Linked DNA regions of Mus musculus: region 1 is linked to region 2. Evidence: chromatin loops called from intact Hi-C (ENCODE). Cell type or tissue: heart. All regions are shown on one strand. Each heading gives the region's core, and the rest is flanking DNA. Links, peaks and the distances in the headings are about the cores only.

The links. Hi-C counts contacts between places; a loop is a spot of excess contacts. Peaks named below come from ENCODE experiments on the same cell type or tissue, not always from the same donor. Only the 100,000 strongest peaks of a DNase experiment are listed, where the experiment ranks them.
Region 1: it touches region 2 in a loop (2.3-fold over the local background); 3 of 42 quality-filtered maps call a loop at or near these places.

What each region holds. Positions count from the first base shown.
Region 1 is chr9:37,483,614-37,493,794 of GRCm38, reverse strand. Msantd2 (Myb/SANT-like DNA-binding domain containing 2) reads right to left here and starts at 4,474. Exons shown (of 4, transcript NM_146222.2): 1 at 3,962-4,474. The coding sequence starts at 4,471. In heart, for the core only: no CTCF peak of the experiment used is centred there; DNase peaks (open chromatin) are centred at 3,904 and 4,544; H3K4me3 peaks cover 2,998 bases; H3K27ac peaks cover 2,601 bases.
Region 2 is chr9:37,540,115-37,550,295 of GRCm38, reverse strand. It overlaps Vsig2 (V-set and immunoglobulin domain containing 2), which reads right to left. Exons shown (of 7, transcript NM_020518.2): 3 at 9,795-10,002; 4 at 8,811-8,969; 5 at 7,822-7,941; 6 at 7,563-7,707; 7 at 6,091-6,286. The coding sequence ends at 6,154. It overlaps Nrgn (neurogranin), which reads left to right. Exons shown (of 4, transcript NM_022029.2): 2 at 4,122-4,348; 3 at 4,579-4,596; 4 at 4,965-5,803. The coding sequence ends at 4,343. Among named protein-coding and RNA genes, the nearest start is that of Vsig2, 6.0 kb to the right of the region's middle. In heart, for the core only: CTCF peaks have their summits at 3,204 (motif pointing right) and 5,329 (motif pointing right); DNase peaks (open chromatin) are centred at 4,225, 4,805, 5,305 and 5,665; H3K4me3 peaks cover 1,936 bases; H3K27me3 peaks cover 2,668 bases.

The DNA of each region.
Region 1 (10,181 bases), core at 1,028-9,027, 57 kb after region 2:
TCCTTTTTTTTTCTCTCTTCTGGTTTTTTTTTTTTTTTTTTTTTTGAGGCAGGGTTTCTCTGTACAGCCCTGGCTGTCCTAGAACTCACTCTGAAGACTAGGCTGGCCTCGAACTCAGAAATCCACCTGCCTCCCAAGGGCTGAGATTAAAGGTGTGCACCACCACTGCCCTGCTAAGCCCATCCTTTAATCTCAGTATTCTGGAGACAGAGGCAGGCAAATCTCTGAGTTCAAAGCTAGCCTGGTCTACAGAGCAAGTTCCAGGACAGCCAGAGCTACACAGAGAGATCCTATCTCAAAAGTTCCCACTTCCGAAAACCATCCCCCCCTCCCAAGATAGATAGAACAACTTTCTGATCTTCATTTATTTTGCACAACTAAAGACAAAGGCATTACTGGATTTTTTTCAGATTTGCTTCATTTGCGTGCATGAGTGCATGCCTACGGTGTACTTGTGTATGTCAGCCTTCTGTGTCTCTATGGGTACCTAGAGATCAGAAAAGGCATTAGATTCCCTGGAGGTGGAGTTACAGGTGGCTGTAAACTTCTCTCTGGGCTGGCTCTCCAGCCCCTGCACATTTCCTTTTTGCATTTCTATCAATAGGGACACGATGGCAATTCCACATTACTGTTCTAACTTCCACTTCTAAAAACTGGGGCCTAGAGATTTGTTTTTGGGTCAAAGGTTCTAAACACTTAGCGTTGTACTTCTCCTAATTACAATCTTTACTCCCTGGGCAGCTAGCTAGCTCATGACTGCTCTCAGTGACTCTTTGCTTCTGTGCTAAAGATCACATTCACACAGTTTTCTAAAAGGATAGAGCTAGGGGACATTTCATTACCAGGTTTTTTTGTATTTGACTCCATGGCCTTACAGAAAATAGGCAAGCACTCTACCACAGAGCTAACTCCTCAGCCTTCTAAAGCTTAGCTTTAATGCAATATTTTTTAAATTGGGTTCCAAAGTCCACATTTTTAATTTTCAATAACACTACTATAATTTATTTATATAAATTTTTATACATTCAGTCACAGTTTGTATCAACTTGACACAAACCTAGATACACCTGAGAAGAGGGAAACTCAGTTGAGGAAATGCCTCTAGTTGTAACCATGTCTGTAAGGCGGTCTCTTAATTGCTAATTGATATAGGCGGGCCCAGCCTACTGTAGGTGGTGCTATCCCTGGGAAGGTACACCTGAACTATGAAAGAAAGGTAGAGAGCCGGGCGTGGTGGCTCACGCCTTTAATCCCAGCACTTGGGAGGCAGAGATAGGCGGATTTCTGAGTTCGAGGCCAGCCTGGTCTACAGAGTGAATTCCAGGACAGCCAGGGCTATACAGTGAAACCTTGTCTCGAAAAACCAAAAAAAAAAAAAAAAAAAGAAAGAAAGAAAGAAAGGTAGAAGAGCAAGCCAAGGAAGCCAGCCAGTATGTGGTGCTCCTGTGTGGTCTCTGCTTCAGGTCCTACAGACTCCTTCCTTGAGCTCCGGCCCTGGTGAGGCTGTTTGAATTAGCATGGCCTCCACAGACTCACATATTTAAACGCTTGGCTTTAGTTGGTAGAACTGTTTGGGGAAGGATTAGGAAGCATGGTCTTGAGGAAGGAGATTTGTCCCCAGGGGTAAACTCTGAGCTTTCGAAAGCCAATCTCTTCCTCTCTGCATCCTGCTTGAGAATCAGTGTAAGCTCTTTGCTACTGCTCCAGCGCCATGCCTGCTGCCAGACCTGGACCACCATGATGATCCTGGACCAAGACTCACCCTCTGAAACTGTAAACAAGCCTGCAATTAAATGCTGTCTTTTAATACATTGCCTTGGTCATGGTATCTCTTCAAAGCAATAGTAAACTAAAATACCTAGCTTCCCTAAGCTATAAGCTGTTAGTCAAACAAACCCTTTCCTCTACACTGGTTTTGGTCAGTGTTTTATCACAGCAACAAAAAGTTAAAAAAAAAAAAAAATACCTTCCAAAACTCTTTCTCTACTTTCTCAGATGAACAAAGCATTTATTCAGTGCCTACTGAATGCTGGTTTGTGGAGGGACCAGACTAGAACTTGTCCTTAATTCTGGAGGAAAATATCAACATTAACAGAGTCTGAGTTTCTTGATCAAAAGCAAACATTTGTCATCCCTCCTTGTCTGTTAACTGCTACGGTATCAGAGAACCCAGCATCATCTCATAATCCCAAAAGACTAAAAGTTGGAGGTCAACTTGATCTTACCTGTCTGAAAACAGGTAAACTGATCCTCTAAATTCTTCAGAGGCTCAATCTCCTTTCTTTGCTTTAGATTTCCTTCTCATAACTGGACAATGAAGCATTCCAACTAGATATCCCCTGGTTGTTTGAGAAACAATTTTATGGAGAGATTTACATTCAGCAAGGTTTTGATAGTACACCTTGAAAATCCTATGAATAAAAATCAAGAAAACAGGCATAATTTACAAATGCCTAAGACACTCTCAGAACTCCAGAAAAGTTTGTGGGTGGATGCTACACAGGGCAGCTCAAAGAAACTGCCCCAAATTTAACATGAACGACCCTGAATAAAGCAATGAATGAAATCCAAACAACATATTATCTAGTACATATTATCTCAATGACATTCTTGTTTAACAAAGGAGCTCAATAAGAATCCTCAAATGAACATAATCAAATAATCTAACTTTGCTTTCTAATGGGTGTAAAATTAATCTAACAGTTAACAATGAAACCGCTGTTTCTGGAACAAATTTTCTAAGTAACAACGTCTCCAAATGAACATCTGTGGAGCCAAGGCCTCATGAACTATGGCACAATCCCCCCCACCCCCCATTCAGTGTGATTACCCTTACTTAAACAACTATTCTTACTGAGTTTTATGGTTGTTTGCTAATGTGATATTCTCAGTTGTGACTCTTTTTCGTCCCCAGAAAAAGTAGCCTTCACTATGAGAAGTGAACACTAGGTAAACACAATGTAATGTTTTCAATGAAAACTGGGAGAAACTCTGAGCAGACACTAGTAAGAGGGAAGAGCTTAACTAAAGTACAGCTCCTTGTCTGCAAAGGCAGATACGAAGGCCTAGACAACGCATTAGAAACAGTAAACCGATATGCAGGCTGATGGTAAAATTAACCCACATTAAGCCTCCACATTTAAACATGCTGATGCATAAGGATGGCCAGATGCATACTCGGTTTTACTTGTCCGCATCCGGGCACCCTAACTAAAGCAGAAAAAACCTGGGTGACAAGAGAGGGCTTCCTCAGAATTAGAAGCCTCCTGACTCTCAAGGCAACCTGACTCTGAAAAGATCGCCAGTCCAAATTCCAAAAGAACCTTCAAGCAGACTAACGTTCAAGGTGTCCTCTACTGTCCTCTACCTCCACGATAACAATACACGACCTTTCTTTCACTAAGCCTTTCCAGCTCTCCAAAAGCACCTCAAATCTTGCTAGTCCTTGTATCACCTCAACTGACAAGCAAAGCGACTGACACAAAAGGCCAGCCGTCCCAATGCTCTATTCTTGAAACTTCAGCAAAGGAAAAAAATCTTACACTGGGCGCTCATCCGGCCCTCTGCTACCCTTCCTCAATTCCATCCCAGCTGGAAAGCTTCAGTCTGGGAGCCCCTCTATCTGGGAACAAAGCAGTGCGGGCGACAGCACCCGCGACAGTTGCGGGCCCCGCGCACAATGAGAGAAACTACCAACTTCAGAGCGCAGGAACATCCTCAATTGGCAAGAAAGAGGGGCGGCGGCAGACACGCCCAACTTCAAACTCAGGAAACCTACGGGCTGGCGGCCATCTGGAAAGAAGCGCCCCTTCCCAGGGAGAGAAGAAAGAGGCGGAGCAGACACAAGGGATACCCGGGGCCCGGGAGGGGAGCCCCGCGCTCGGCCCGGCCCCCGCCCCCAGGCCCGTTTCCCCGCCTTCTCTGCCTCTGGTTCGCAGCCCCGGGCAGAGCGGCCGGTTACCTTGATGCGCTCCCGGCACTGGGACGGGGTCCGCTCGTAGCCCAGCTCGGCCAGGGCCCGGGACACGCGCTCGTACATGGCCGGCCCAGGGGCCTTGCTGCCGAATACCGTGCCGGCTCCCTCCAGCTGCTGGTACCGCGCCTCCACCAGCCGCTCGTTGCCCCATACAGCGATGAGCGCGTTCGTCTCTGCCGGCGTCCACGACATACCCCGGCAGGCGGCGGCAGCGGCCGCCGCAGCCCCGCCACTGCCGCCGCCGGGCGAGAAGGAGACCGAGGACGAGGCAGCGCCGCGGCCCCCCAGCCCCAGCCCGAGACCCCCGGACGCCGCGGCCCCCGAGCCCGCCGCGCTGCCGGGCCCGAGAGGGGAGGCTCCCCGAGGCGTGGAAGGGTCGGACAGCGATGGGTTCCCGTCGCTCAGGTCGCCGGGAGACGCCGGGGAAAGCACCTCCATCTTCGGAATTTTGAGCGGCGAGTTGGCGGGCAGCTCCGAGCCACAGGGCGCAGCCATCTTCCAAGCCGCCGCCGCTGCACCGCCCGGAAGTGACGCACCCCTGCATCCGGCCACCGGGGTCTCCGGGGCTGCCCTGGGGCCTGGCTCGGGGCTGAGTGGCTCGCCGCGGTCAGAGGGCCCGGAGGATGTGTCTGGCTGGCCCAAGCAGCCCGCAAATCTTCGCCTTTCCCCTCCAGCCAGCTGGTGCCGGCCGCTCCTCTCCCGGGAGGAGAAGCTGGGACCCGGCGCACCCAAGCTCCGAGCAGAGAAGGGTGGGGGCATGAGGGCGCGGGAGTGAAGGACTGGTTGGAGCCTCCCCACTTCCTTTCCAATCTCAACCCTCACAACAGGGGTGAGGCCCGCGAGGGCCTCGAATTAAGGACGAATTGGCTATTTCTGTTTTCCTGTCTCCGCCCCTGAGCCTATCCTCCCTCTAAGCCCGCCTTTAGGTACGGGAACCGAGGTCCAGACTGGAGACTAGGAAACCCTACAAAGGGTATGTGGAGGAAGGCAAAGCGGGAAGGCTGCTTGCAGTGGTTCTGGACAAGACTTTCGAGAACAGATATGAGTTAGAGTTTGCACGCTTTAGCTTTTCAAGAAACTCAGCCTCTATAGCAACTCTGATTGCACTCACGTGTTCTGCTAGGCAAACACCCTGTCACTGAGCCACACCCACAAGCTTCGTTTCGTTTGTTTTCTTGTTCCTCTGAGTAACTGTGTAGCCAATGATAAAGTAAATGTCTTTCTTGCTTTTATACAGTATCTATAATGGGGACATGAAAGAGCTCCAGAGCCCAGCAGAATAGCTACTCCGGTACCTCAGTCCACTGGGATTTGGGACTGGTTTAAAATTTCCCAGTCAAGTTCAAGGAAATGAAACTGTTCCTGTGACCTAGTAGTAAATTAGCACTCATCACTCACTCCTGAATATTTCCGTAAAGTCTTGAACATTGAAGTATCATATAGCTATAAGATATAACCTTGTTTGTGTGGTATTATTTTGGTTTTTGACACAAGGTTTTTCTGTGTTATCCTGGCTGTCCTGGAACTAAGTCTATAGACCAGGCTGGCCTCAAACTCCGCCTGCCGCCTCTGCCTCTGGAATGTTGGGATTAAAGGCCTGAGCTGCCACCACCACCTAGTCAATTTCCATATTCTTTAAAGCTGGAAATCCTGTTTATCTCAGATCATTAACTTTAAAACCTCAGTAGTGGCAGAAAGATGCCTCAACCAGTACAGGTATTTGCTGCCAAGCCCGCCCAATGACTGAAGACAACCTGCTCTCATGACTTGTTCTTTGACCGTCATACATGGGACATGCCACCCATATCCCCACACTTACACACAAAATTAAACTTCATTTTAAAATGTGTTCGTTTAGTTTTATGTGTATAAACGTTTGCCTATGTGTGTATGTGTGAAGGGGCCTGATGTTGGTAACGGTCAGCAAAAGGCATCAGATCCCTTAGAACTGGAATTACAAGACTTGCAAGCCATCTGCAGGTTCTGAGTCCCTTGTAAGAGTAACTAATGAGTAATCTCTCCAGGCCCCACGCAAGATAATTTAAAAAAAAGGGGGGGGGGGTGTTTGTTTGTTTGTTGGTTGGTTTTGGTTTGTTTTGTTTTGTTTGTTTTTTGTTTTTTCGAGACAGGGTTTCTCTGTTATAGCCCTGGCTGTCCTGGCACTCACTTTGTAGACCAGGCTGGCCTAGAACTCAGAAATCCGCCTGCCTCTGTTTTTTGTTTTTAAAGCAGACTGTAACTGAGGCAGCTGACCAATGATATTATGAATAAATTATGCAGTCTCTCTCGGTCACTCAGTGTTTTTCTAACTAACAAATATATGTTATGGTTTTGCAAGGAAAAGAAAAAGCTGAAGTCAGCCAGTTATAGAATAATGGTGGTCATTGTTGAAAAGCCAAAGGATTATGCTTTAAGTAATAAAATCAGGCATAACTATCTTCATCTGTCATAGTAAAATGCCATCATAGCATGCTTTAACCCCAGCACTCAGGAGGCAGAAGCAGATAGAGTTCTGTGACCACCCTAGTCTTACATGAGTTCCAGGCCAGCACTACAAAGTGAGACCACTGTATTTTGTTAAGTTTGCTGTATAAAGAAGTCTTAAGAACCGTTACGGAATTTATTTATTTGGACAAGTCCTACTATGGTCAAAGATGTCCTTGAACCCCTGATCTGCCTGGCTCTGCCTTTCATGTACTAGTGGTTCCCCCTTATCTAAAAGCAAGACCTTGCAGTCATCTTGGGTAAGGTTAAGGATTCTGAAGTCTGAATGCCTGGCTTCAAATTCCACTTCTGTGTCCTGCAACAATTTCTTCATCTAAGAAGTGAGACAGATCTCACAGCATTATTTAAGAGTTAAATGGGTAAATACAGGAAGAACCTGAAAATAGTGGACAGTTCACAGTAAACACTGCATGAGGCCCAGATTTTTGTTTTTGTTTTTGTTTTGTTTTTTTTGTTTTTTTCGAGACAGGGTTTCTCTGTATAGCCCTGGCTGTCCTGGAACTCACTTTGTAGACCAGGCTGGCCTCGAACTCAGAAATCCACCAGCCTCTGCCTCCTGAGTGCTGGGATTAAAGGCGTGTGCCACCACGCCCGGCTCAGATTTTTGTTTTTAATATAAAGTACTGAGCATACACGAAAGGGAGAGTCTTTTTTTTTTTTTTTTTTTTTTGAGTATCACAAAAGTTTATTTAGTAAGAAGTTCCATATGAAAATGTACGCGACCTAATTCTACATCACAATCAAACAGGCCTTTGGGGAGGGATGTGGACACACTGCTTGCTGAACACTGGTCAGACTCTTTCCAAGGCTTCTAACTTGATAATGCTGTTTCCTCAGATGACCACCATGCCGATGTTGTTCTGCTGCCCACTGGTTGCCATCTCCACACAAGAGTCATTCTTAAATCATGTACAAAATGAGAAATTCCAAAGGGCTTTTTTTTTTTTTTTTTTTTGGGTTTTTCAAGACAGGGTTTCTCTGTATAGCCCTGGCTGTCCTGGAGCTCACTTTGTAGACCAGGCTGGCCTCGAACTCAGAAATCCGCCTGCCTCTGCCTCCCAAGTGCTGGGATTAAAGGCGCACCACCACGCCCAGCTGGTTTTTGGTTTTTTGAGACAGGGTTTCTCTGTGCAGTCCTGGCTGTCCTGGAACTCACTCTGTAGTCCACGCTGGCCTCGAACTCAGAAATCCACCTGCCTCTGCCTCCCAAGTGCTGGGATTAAAGGCGTGCGCCACCACTGCTCCAAAGAGCTTATTTTTCTCTTAATGTAAGCCTGACAGCAGTCCTCCCTTCTGTCACCTAATTCTGGATGGTTCTCAAATCAAGTCTCACTCAGGAAGCCTTTCTAGGTAAGGCCGACTTAGAGGGCTCCCCTCTCACAGACTTCAGTTACCACTTATTTCTGTTTCATTCCTCTTCCTTCCCATACCCTTGAGCCTCCCTAATAAGAAAAAACTGTAGCAAGATTAAAATTCCAGTAGCGTCCTAAAAAGTAAAACTGTGAATCCAAATGATAGTTGTAAATAAATAAGCATCTGCTTGTAAGATAGTATATGAAATAAAGTATTAAACAATATACACTATGTGACTACTTTAATTTAGACTATCCCTTTATTCTTTGTCACTTCCTTCAGGTGTCACTTTGTGTCCGGTGTTTTCCTGAATTTAAATATTAATTTGCTTTTATTTTGTGTATAGCTGTGATATGCCGCACGTGTGTGTGTGTGTGTGTGTGTGTGTGTGTGTGTGTGTGTGTTTTACAGGATATTTGATGATTGAGCATAGAAAACTGAATTGCAAAATATACAAGTTTAGAAAGATTTGTCGGATGCAGTTAGGAATGTTCTGATGAGTTGCAGTGTGAAAGCCTCCTTTTTTAAAGCTAAAGAAGGTAAACTTCCTGCCTATTTTAAGGCAAATTGCTTGGGCGGTCTGGGTGGTCTGAGCTGCCCCACCTTAAAACGGAAATGGTTCTGCTCTTACTGACTTAGCTTGGAGTCCCCCCCCCACCCCCACCCTTACAGTGATATGGTTCAGTGTGTTAGCTGTGTAGGGCAGGAGATGGAGACTTCCTTTATGGCAACCTTTGGGAGCTCCGTCTTTTGGCTTGGAAGAGCTTTATGGAGAGAGTCCCCAGTTTTCCTCTTTAGACTTGCAGCGACAACAAAGAAGCATCTCACAGGACACAAGTAGAATAGTATTCTAGGAAAGAGAGCTGGGGAGCCCTCTTGGCTTTGGAGGCGCTCAAGAGAAGTGTGGACTAGCTCAGTACAATGACACTGATAGAGATTTCTTTTTTTTTTTTAATATTTATTTATTTATTATATGTGAGTACACTGTAGCTGTCCTCAGACAATCCAGAAGAGGGAGTCAGATCTCGTTATGGATGGTTGTGAGCCACCATGTGGTTGCTGGGATTTGAACTCCTGACCTTCAGAAGAGCAGTCGGATGCTCTTACCCACTGAGCCATCTCACCAGCCCCCTGATAGAGATTTCTAAAGAGCTGGTAGTTTAGTTGTAGAATCAGGCTTTTAAATAGAGATTTTGTATACACTTAGGAAAACAAAGTTACCTCGCTTTATTATGAGCAGGCTTTTACCTCAGTTCCCAACTAATACTTTAGAGATAAATATTACATGGATGTGTGTCCTGCATGGGTCTGGTGCCCAAGGAGTCTAGAATAGAGCCTTGAACACCTGCAACTGGAATTCTAGAGGTTGTAAGTAGCAGTATGGGTGTTGGCAAATGATCCTAGGTCCTCTGCAAGAGCAGCAAATGCTCTTAACTGTTGCATGGTCTATCTAGCCTTTTCCGGTCTTTTCTAAAGACCTCTTCAGGCTGGTGAGGTAAAGGTACTTGCTGCCTAGGCTGACCGCCTGAGGTTGATCTCCCAGACCAACAATTAGAAGGAGATAATCAACTCCCTTGGTTGTTCTCTGACCTCCACATGTACACCATGACATAGGAGCATATGCACACATTTTCCTTAAATGTAAAATAAACAACAAAGACCTTCCTGAAGCAAAAGATGGACAGAAGTCCTTCATCTAATACCTCCTCATACAACCTGTCTCTTCTTATAACAATCTTCTCTGAATATCCATGGGGCTTTGATTCTAGAACCTCCACAGTACACTCAGGTCTCTCATATACAATATGATAGTGTTGTGCCAGGGAAATATTAGTAATCCCCAAAAAACCGACAGGAGCCAATTTGATGCAATCACAGTAGGGCCGTATTAATTTTATTCGAGCTAGTTTGGGCCTCTCGGAGCACCACCATCACACAGGAGAGTTTTGGTGATGAGGAGGCCCAAATATCTATCAGGCAAGGCTTTATAGAAAGCTACAAGCAGGATTGGGGGTATGTGTTTAAGCATCTAATTGGAGAGCTACCATAGCCTTTGACATAATTGGCTGGTGCTGGGAGTCATATCACAAACTTAATCTCTCCTTCCCTCTGCATTGGTGATTGTTAGGCAGGGGGTGGCCTTGTAAGGTTTGCAGATTTATTGAGGAAATAAATGGTCTTTATTTACTTATTGAGGGAGATTCTGGTCTTGTTGGTGGTGTAACATAGAGACACAGGTCTTGTTGGGGATTAGCCTAGAGAGTGGAGCTAGACTCAGGTTTGGTTGGGGGGTGGGGGAGCTTGGAAACTAATGCTGATGAGATGCCAAAGCTTTTAAGTTCAGACT
Region 2 (10,181 bases), core at 901-8,900:
TCTTCCATGACCATCCTACCTGATGTTTGGGAAGAATCTAGCCGTGCCTTACTTGTTCTTTTCCCCCTTGGTAAGCAAGCTTAGAGAGAAATGAGGAAGAAGAAAACATCAGTGTTCTTTTTCAAGGGGATGTTTTTAAAGGAGCTATTATTCGATGTTCCAGTGTCTGATTGACATCGCAAATGTACATGACTTTCCTGCCTTCGTCTAATAGGAAAAGAAAAAGAAATCTGTTTTGATAGCCCACTCCTTTCTCCTTTGTAGTCTCGTTGACTGTGTACCAGCTAACAGTATCGAAGTAACCACCCGCCCTGAGGCAGGGGGTAAAAGTACAAATTCTGAAGAGGACCATTTCACTGTTGTTTTGCTATGCAACCTGGGGGAGCTATAAAATGTCTCTGAGGTTGTTTCTTGACTTCTAAAATGGAGATTACATGGCATAAAATGTCCCAGGTACTCGGCACAGGGCCTGATATATAAGGGACAGCCGACAGGCATAGTTCTTAAAGCTGTTTGGATTTGGGGAGCTGAAGGATACAATTCACCTGAGCTAAGTTCTGCTTGGCCCTGAAGAAAATGAGAGTCTCTGAGGCAAAGGAATGTGGCCATCCATGGCTCCTCCTTTTTTTTTGGCAAGTACATTCTCCCACTCCCAGGTGACCCCAGCTTATTCAGAACCCCCCAACACAGACAACCATCAGTCTTGGCTTTAAGAGAGGCAGCTGCCCAAGCACCAAACCCAATGATCTTCTCCCAGATTTCTATCCCATGGGCAGCCATGAGCAGCCCATCCTAAGGAATCAGCCGGAGGGATGGGGAGCAGAGTCAAGGGAACAGCAGTACAGCCTTATGCTAGGCTGTGTTGGGGCTGGCTCTTCTTGTCTTGCCAGGTTTCATACTCTGGATCACCTGTGGTGAGTGGTGAAGAGGTCAGGTCTTAGGGTGGTTGGAGAAAAATACCAACTCCCCAAACCACCGCGACCTCTAACAGCGGGCAAGACCAAGGAGAGGGGATCTGGAATGGGTTTTTGTACCTGCTGTCCTCTTTCAAAAAGCCTACTTCCTGAGGCTATCCCCAAGAAAGAATTGCACTGGGAGAATCACAAAACCCAAAGGGGTTGATCGGTATTTTATGTGAAGTATAAGATGTCAGAGAGAGCTACAGAGCTAACTAAGAAAGACAAGAAGACAGGGGACGTTTTGGGCCTATCCGTCCTCACTCTCTTGGCAACACCCTGAAATTGTGTTTAAATCCTTTGAGAAGCACCTTGAGCACAAATTAAGGAACTCTGAGGCCCAGGAAAGGAGGGTCGCTGGGGAATCATGACGAGGGGGAGTCTTTTGTAAACTTTGCTTTGGCCTTTTGGAGTAGAAAGCTATGCTGACAGGCTGGGCAGGTAGGCCACACCTGTATTCCCAACACTCCAGAGGTAGAGGCAGGAGAACCGTGGGAAGTTCAAGCCCAACCTGGCCTACATAGCAAGTTCAATGTCACCCAGGGCTTCATGATGAATCCTTGACTCAAAAATAAATAAATCAATAAATTGAAGAACCATGCCCCGAGGGCAAACCTGTTAGAGACAGATGACTGAATCCTCACTCATACCCTGTCCATATCTGACAACCAGCTGATGGCCAGGATGAGGCAGAAGGAAAGCTAACTTACGTTGTGAGACCTTGGTCACCTCACGTAAGAAGAGAAAGACCCGTGAAAACAGTGAGCTTTTCTCGGTCAGAAAATAAGGACAAAATCCCAGAAGCCATAAGAAGCTTCTTCTAGGCCCTTCTAACTTCATAGCGACAATGTCCTCCTAGTCAAGCCTCTGAAATTGATGCCATCAGCTTCCAAGTCCTTTCTCTGTTCTTGTTCTGTATGTAGTGGGAGGGGAGGGGTGCTGCTGGTGGTGGTGGTGTGTTTGAGAGATCTTGTGTTGGCGAACGCCTTTAATCCCAGCACTTGGGAGGCAGAGGCAGGCGAATTTCTGAGTTCCGTGCCAGCCTGGCCTACAGGGTGAGTTCCAGGACATCCAGGGCTACACAGAGAAACCCTGTCTCGAGAAAAACCAGAGAGAGAGAGAGAGAGAGAGAGAGAGAGAGAGAGAGAGAGAGAGAGAGAGAGAGAGAGAGAGATCTTATGTAGCCCAGGGTGGCCTCAAACTCCTGATCTCCATTCCTCGGAATCCAAAATTCCTTAGGACTGAAAACTCAGAAATCTATCACTTTACCTGGCCTCAATCCTGTCTACATTCACCTAGAGCAGGGTGACAGAGGAACAGAAGAGGAACAGAACATGAAAATATGCCTGCAGCATTCTGTAGGTAGAGGCAATAAGAACAGGAGTTTAAGGCTTGCCTTAATCAAGTAGCCTTCTGTCTAGGGATGTAGCTCAATGGTAGACACTTGCTAATCATGCACAAGGCTGCAGATTTGATTCCCAGCCCTTAAAAATAGCAGCAGTAAGAGTAAATGAAAGGAAGGGAAAGAAGGGGAAAGGAAGGAACCCTGGGCAACAGAGGCGGCTTTGGTGATCTCACACATTCCTTAATGATGGAAGTATGTTTTGAGAAATGTGTCTGTCATTAGCCGACTTCATAATGGTTGAAACATTACAGGGTATATATGTAAACTAAAATGGCTACAGCATCCATCATTAATATAATTGGGGACTGCCATCATGTATGTGATGTGTCATTGGCTAAACATATCGTGGTATGTAACACATTATTAGGATGAGCTGTGTAAGACTGTTGTTATGAGACCACTTTCGGCTTACAAAATTGATCATTTAACATCACCTTATTGTTTTACAAGGCAATCATAGCATAGCTACTGTTTGCTGATCAACTACTGTATACCAGAAACCTTCATGAAACCATTCAATTTGCTCTTCTTCAGAACCCGTAGAGGTGAATATTATCATCGTGATTTGTTTTTCAAATGGAAGTTGTAAGACTGGAAAAGCTCAAATAACCTCCCAAGACCACACAGTACTCCCAAGAATACACCTAAGCTGGTCAGCTGGTTGTGTTTCCTTTCTTATGCATTAAAATAAACTCTAGAACTTAACAGAACAAGGTTCAAATCTACCAGCTATTGACAACTGTCTGGGACCCCTGGTAGGTTTTGGGTTTTTTTAAGATTTATTTATTTATTATTTATTTTATGTATGTGAGTACACTGTTGCAGTCTTCAGATACACCAGAAGAGGGCATTGGCATCCATTGTGAGCCACCATGTGGTTGCTAGGAATTGAACTCAGGACCTCTGGATGAGCAGTCGGAGCTCTTAACAGCTGAGCCATCTCTCCAGTCTTTTTTTTTTTTTTTTTTTTTTTTTACATTCTTAATTATCAGTTTTATCATGGTAAACTCAAGAAAGAGTGAAAGTGACCCACCTTTATTGTTGAGAAAGAATTAAAATATTTGAAAAGCACAGCTCTTGCACCCAAGATGGGAAAAAGCTTAAATGGTAGCCATTGACCTAAGAACTTCTTGCCTTCTGTTTCCTTTTCAGTTATTGTCGTTTTACCTCTTTGGGGTTCTTTGGGTCCAATCTGGGAGACAGTAGGAACTAGCAAGTCCAATAGGAAGACCACGTCTGGGCCTCTGGCTGATTCCAGGAGTGGTGGGTTCATTTTCTCCTGAATTGAGTTCTGGTGCAGTTCTGCTCCGGAGAAAACTGCTCTGTAGCAGATATATATGTCCATTCCCTGAGGAATCCTGTACAAAGAAGGTCTGGGCATCTTCTGAGAGCAAAGGGTGGTCACTTTCAGGAGTGCCTGCTGCTTTTCCTTTGCTCTTCCAGACTCAACTCGGCAGCCCCCTAAAACTAAAGGCTACTTTCAAATGGGGCTAGCTGGCTCTCTTTTCTCCATCCTCCCATGTACTTCTTTCTGTGTCCGCCTGGGCCAGAACCTTCTTGGCTGCCTAAGAGATGCGCTAATACTCATAGGCTTCCCTCTCTACTCCTTCTGCCATCCTTGAAGTCCTCCCAATCTTACAGGGCACTACTCTTACCACATTCCCTGGGAGTCTGTCTTTATCATCCCCATCCCCTCCGTGTCTGGGCTTTATCAACCCCATTAAAACAAAAACAAAAACAACAATATGCCCCATCCTCAGGAGAGCGCCTGCTCCAAGCCAGACGACGATATTCTTGACATCCCGCTGGATGATCCCGGAGCCAACGCCGCTGCAGCCAAAATCCAGGCGAGTTTCCGGGGCCACATGGCGAGGAAGAAGATAAAGAGCGGAGAGTGTGGCCGGAAGGGACCGGGCCCCGGGGGACCAGGCGGAGCTGGGGGCGCCCGGGGAGGCGCGGGCGGCGGCCCCAGCGGAGACTAGGCCAGGTGAGGCTGCCTGGAGTGCTTCGCAGGCGGGAGGTTCTCATCTTCCAGGCCTGCTTGGAAAAAGCTGGGGAAGTCTAAGGTTGGGCTGGGAGTGGAGAAGATGGTGAAGGTAGTTAAGGGTGGGGACCTAGACTACTCAGACAAGTAGGTGGGAGAAGGCCAAGGATGCTGATTTGCCAAGAGCTAACCTGTTTCTCCCTTCCTCTTGTCTGCTTCATCTTGGACCGAAGAGCTGAACGTTTTAGAAGGTAACCAAAGCAGCAGAGTTTGTAGGGGAGTAGGCTGGGTGGGAGAAATGACCCAGTTCCCTAGTCCTTCTCTCTGCTAGCCCTGAACCCCTCCTGGCTAAGGAACATAACTTTGCAGGCCTCTGGTATGTCCAGACGCCTGAGGCTGCGGCAGGGACACACTTGGACCAACACGTACACACAGTCACCCTCATTTGACTGCACAAGCTCGGCCGAGGGTCATGAGCACAGGGAGCCTCACTCACGTAGTTGCCCTGGGGCACACATCAGCTCAGTGAGTCAGGGAGGGGGTCTGGATGACACTCCCCGAAAGGGAGAGGGAAATGGTACCAGCGGAAGGCAGATTCTCAGACCTTCTCTTTCCTCAGTTCCAGAGGAGAGTCGGATGCCGCGTCCCCTTCGCAGTGACAAGACTTCCCTACTGTGTTTGTGAGCCCCTCCTTCCCACCAACCAGCCAGCTTCAGGAGCCCCCCCCCTCCCCCCGCCGCGTCCCAGAGACTCCCTCTCCCAGGCTGGCTTCGTCTTGGCGTAGCCAAGTCCGTGCCCTTTTTAGCTCTTCAGTCTAACGTGGTCTCCTTTTGCCTTTTCTCCCCACCCTCGTCCCAAACCCCATACTCCCAAAAATGTCCTTTTGCTTCACGCCCACCTGTCCACGCGCCCAGCATGCAGCTCTGCCTCCGCAGCCTCGGTGCGCTTCGCTGCGCGTACTGCAGAGGGCGCCCAATGCGTCGCCCAAATACTCTCAAAAAAAGAAAGAAAAAAAGAAAAAGAAAGAAAGAAAAAAAAAAGCAACCACCAAGTCCTTTCGTTCTGTGGGCAACGAAAGGGGGCGCCCGCGTCTTTCCACCCTAGCCTAACCTCAACCTCCTAAACCTGGGGCTAGGAAAGAGGGGAGGAGGTTTTCATGGTTATCTGATAATTTCCCTTGCTCAAATGGAAAGTGAAGTCCTATCCCATACCTGCCTGTCACCCTCTTTTTTCTTGAAAACGCACCCTGAGAGCAGCCCCTCCCGCTCTTCTTTGTTTATGCAAAAGCCTCCTGAGCGCCTGGAGGCTCCGGCAGGAGGAGACTTCCGCAGCCCCGCCCCATGATAGCCTCTCCCCCGTTGGGCTCCTGGGGTTGTGGCTGGAAGGTTTTTAATCTCTGCGTGTGCATGTTACCATACTGGGTTGGAATGTGAATAATAAAGAGGAATGTCTAAGTGTACAGAGGGGTGCAGGGTGGGGGGCGGGAGGGAATGGGAAGTAGGGGGAGCAGGGTTTGCATAAGGCCACTAACGGAAGCCGGAACAAATCTCATTTAGTCAAACCAAAACTCAGAGACCAGGCGTGGGGTAAAAGAGTAGGAGCTATACAAAGACACCTAGGTTGAAGCCTATCCCTTTGACCCAGCCGGAACTTCCCAAGGCAGCACGGTCTCCGGGATTTCAAATTCATTCCTTCCCTTATTGATAGCACTCTTTGAAGAGGAATTCACCACTAGAAAGGAGAACGAGGTGGCATGGTTTAGGCTTTAATTATTAACATGGACGCTCACCACCCTCAGCGATCAGAAGTCAGACAACCATAGAGAGTTTGGACTTAGTGGTGGTCATGGTGCTGGCACATGGAGACTTCTCCAGGAGCTCTTTGCTATGATCGGCTCTCATAGAAGCTTGCTCAAAAACCCCAGGAGCGGTTGCATCCTCCCTGAAGGGTACAAGCAAAGTCACACAGAGGCTAGAAACATCCCTTAGGCAACTGTCATCCTCTAACTCAGGGACATGTAAATTTTGCTGTCCTGAGAATCATCTGTAGAACTTTGTTTAAAATGAAGGGAATCCAGGCCGGTCTCACCACTGACACACACACTTTGCCTTTGGAGGCATAGAAATTGGCCTAAATCTGAGTGTTTAAAGAAGTTACTGGTGGGTTTGTCTAGTCATCTGAAGACCACATTTTAAGACATGTCCTGGGAGTTGAGGAGGTGGCTCAGTGGGGAAAGTGCTTTGCTTCTAAGCAGGAAGACCTTAAATCAAACCCCCAAGAATTATCATAAAATATATCAGACACAAGTCATGGATCTCTGGGGTTCACTTGGCATCTAGCTCACTTGACCAGCTCCAGCTCAGTGAAAAATGACTCCAAAAAGTTGTTCTCTTACTTCCACATGGGTGACAGAGAACATATGCTCTTCCATACATGCACAGTAGGAACATGCAATATTAATAAACTACAATAAGTAAAAATAAGAGAGATGGCCTTCCTAAAAAGGTCAAGTTATCCTCTGTCCACATACTCACACACTCAACCTGTACAAACATATACACACGTGTACATTTGTGTACATGCACACACACACACACAAGAAATGATCAGGTATGATGGTGCTTGGGGAGCAAAAACATAAGGATTTCTGTGAGTTTGAGGCCAACCTAGTCTACACAGAGAGTTCCAGGCTAGCCAAGGCTACCTAGTGAGACACTGTCTAAGGAAAGAGAAATATTACACCAATCTCTACATGCAAGATACCATGCCTTGCAGCTAAATTGTCAAGTATATAACAAAGAGAGCTTTGGCTTTTTGTGTTTGTCCCATCCAGAATAACTAATCTTAAGACAAATGAAACTCCTGGTATCCACCCTCCACCTTCCCCAATTACCTCTATGTGAGATATGTATACCAAAACGCATTAGGTAAGTGATATATAGCTAAATGCATCAAGTGATATATATTTAAATGCATTGAGATATCACGCACAACACACACACACACATACCACACACACGTGACAGTCTGACAAACAGCCATCCCTATCCCTTCCAGTTTATGAATCCATCTCTCCTTTCTGTGCCAAGGCTAAACAGGAACTCCCTCCCCTGAAAGGCTTTTAATGACAACAGCTTGAAGTCTGAAGACATCCACTTGGAGCCTGAGCCCGATCCCTTTCATTTCCCTCTGCACCACCCCCAGCTCTCCTGCTCACCGAAGGTCACTACCCCCATAGGTCTCCTTGGGCTCCTTTTTCCTCTCTTTCTGGAACCTGATGAGGCAGAATGCGGCGACTGACAGGAGCAGCACTCCCAGCAGCACCCCAATAAGAGTCCCAGCTACTCGGCCTTCAGATGAGTCTAGAGAGACACAAACCTCAGAGTTGTAGGAGGTTTTGCCCACCTTCAGATAAAGAGTCATATAATCTCTCCCAAGCCAAGCCTTTGACCAGGCCTCTACCCAGCATCCCCTACCAGTCACGGAGAGGTTCAGCTCACAGGAGGCACTGCCCATCTGGTTGCTGGCCACACATCGGTAGGTGCCAGAGGAGGTCAGGGAGAGATTGGTAAGAATGAGCTGGCCGGACACTTCATCTAAAGAGTGAGAAGGACATGTGTGCTACCATGGATTCAACTCACAGTGAGCCCATACAGCTACCATGAAAGCTCACTGCATTCAGTCCTTAAAACAAACTACCAAGAAAGGTTTAGCCTCATCTGATTGGTCAGAATCCCTGCTCAGAAAAAAAAGTAATTTGAGAAGATGCAGTGAACTCCAAAGTCACTGCAACTTGTGTGCCCTTGCCACCCCACACTGCTGCCTTCCTGGAGGAGGAACTGCATATCCAGGAAGGCGATAATGGACGGTGGAACACTTACTGGATGAGGTCAGATCCTGGATGGCAGCAAAAGGCTTAATAACTAAACATTCATCCTCTAAAATGGATCAAAGCTGAGCCAACTGCTTTCCTGAACTCTACTTCTGCCTCAGAAGGCAGAGAACACATCAGGAAATGATCTAGGGGAGGAGATTTGCTGGAATAAGTGTGCACTGGGACTGTTACTACCCGAGGAAACAGGGCATCTGGGACCAACAAACGAGAGCTAAGCCTTCTAGATATACTCGTCTCCAAAGAAACTCACCCGATGTGTGAACCAGTCCAAGCTACTCTAGTTACCTCACTAGGAAGTTTGGAAGAAACTTATGACCCTTAACAAATCTACACTAAGTAGGCAGGTAGGGAGTGCGAGATTGTTCCCTGCCCTCTGCTCTCTTCCATGTTATCCAGGAAGACATTTAGCTTGAGAAGTGTTTCCCAAGCACGGCAGGAAGACAGACAAGAAGGCATCAGTACAAGAAAGGAGGAGGGAAAGGGCCTTAGTCATAACAGATATGGGGAACTGGATTTAGAGACCAGATCTTAAGTCTCCAATTCACTCTTCCCAATGCCCTGTACTCTTACCTTGAACCATGCTACCAGGAGGAGGTGTAGGAGAAGATCCGAGACGTTCCCAGTTGTACACTGGCTTGGGTGCTCCCTCAGAGGAGCGGCATCCCAGTGCAGCAGAACCTCCCACAGAGGTTTGCCCACTCTGGCTGCATAAGGGGTGACTGGGGGGCACTGCGAAAACCACAGGAGGATCTCAGCAATCCTCTAACCCCAGACCTACTGACTTCAACATTTCCTTTTTCAATTCCTCTGCCAAATAGTGGTCTATATATACCACTCAAGTGATTTCCACTACTGGGAATTCTGCATCCTGGAAAGGTCTTCCTCATGCTGAGCCCAAGCACATTGCTAATATAATGTCAACGGAACAGTTTCATTTCTTGGCATCTGGGCCCATAAAGAGAAATTATAAATTCTCCCCCACATGAAGGCCCTTCAGATATTTGAATGCATGGGTCATGGACCCCATCCTGGGCCTTTAGTTTTTGTATAAACATCCTTGTCCACCTTTCAAACATCTTACTCAGCTTTGAACAGGCTCTGATTAATGGTGAGGTGGGAGCTCTGAACACAATGTGGTACTCAGTTATGTAGGCTTTGTTCCTCTAATGGTCACTTCCCTTCTCTGTCACTGACGTTAGGAGGGACAGAATCCAAATCTGAGCTACTAGTGGGAGGTTCCTGAATGATGAAGCTGGTGAACTATGTTATGTCTCAACACCCCCATATATGACTAGTTTCTCTCTCTCTCTCTCTCTCTCTCTCTCTCTCTCTCTCTCTCTCTCTCTCTCTCTCTCCACACTTAGATACTAGGCCCTAAGGGAGATACCATGGGGTGGAGTTGTAGTGTGACAGACCATCTAGGGTAGGATAATTTTTTTCTTGAAGCTCCCAATGCAGCTGTGTGCTTGGCCTGCATATCAAGACTAAAGGGGGTGGGGTAGGGGTGGCAGGTCAGGATAGGAGAGTGGTTAGTGCATCCCCAGCATGCCTTACCCAGCACAGTAAGGTTGATTAACCCCAACCCGTTGGTGTAGAAATCTGGTGGGTTGTTAACATTGCAGAGGTAGGTCCCAGTGTCTGAAGGGCGGAGGTCAGTCAGTTTCAGGGTAGCCAGTCCTCCTGTGGGTGGATCGTGGAGAAGGATGGCCCGATCTGCTTTAGAGCCAGTGGGATACAGGTGGCCATTGGTGAAGTACAGAACCTGAGAAGAGGCCCAAGGCATATAAGTCCCCTTTTCTGCAGAGCAGCAAAAGGCAGAACAGTATACTATCAATCAATCACACCACAGGGTTCAGTTAATTTAGTGGCTGAACCAGACTACATCTGCGCAGGGGAGTTGGGACTCATGAGCTGTGTCGAAGAGGAAGAGAGAATATAGGA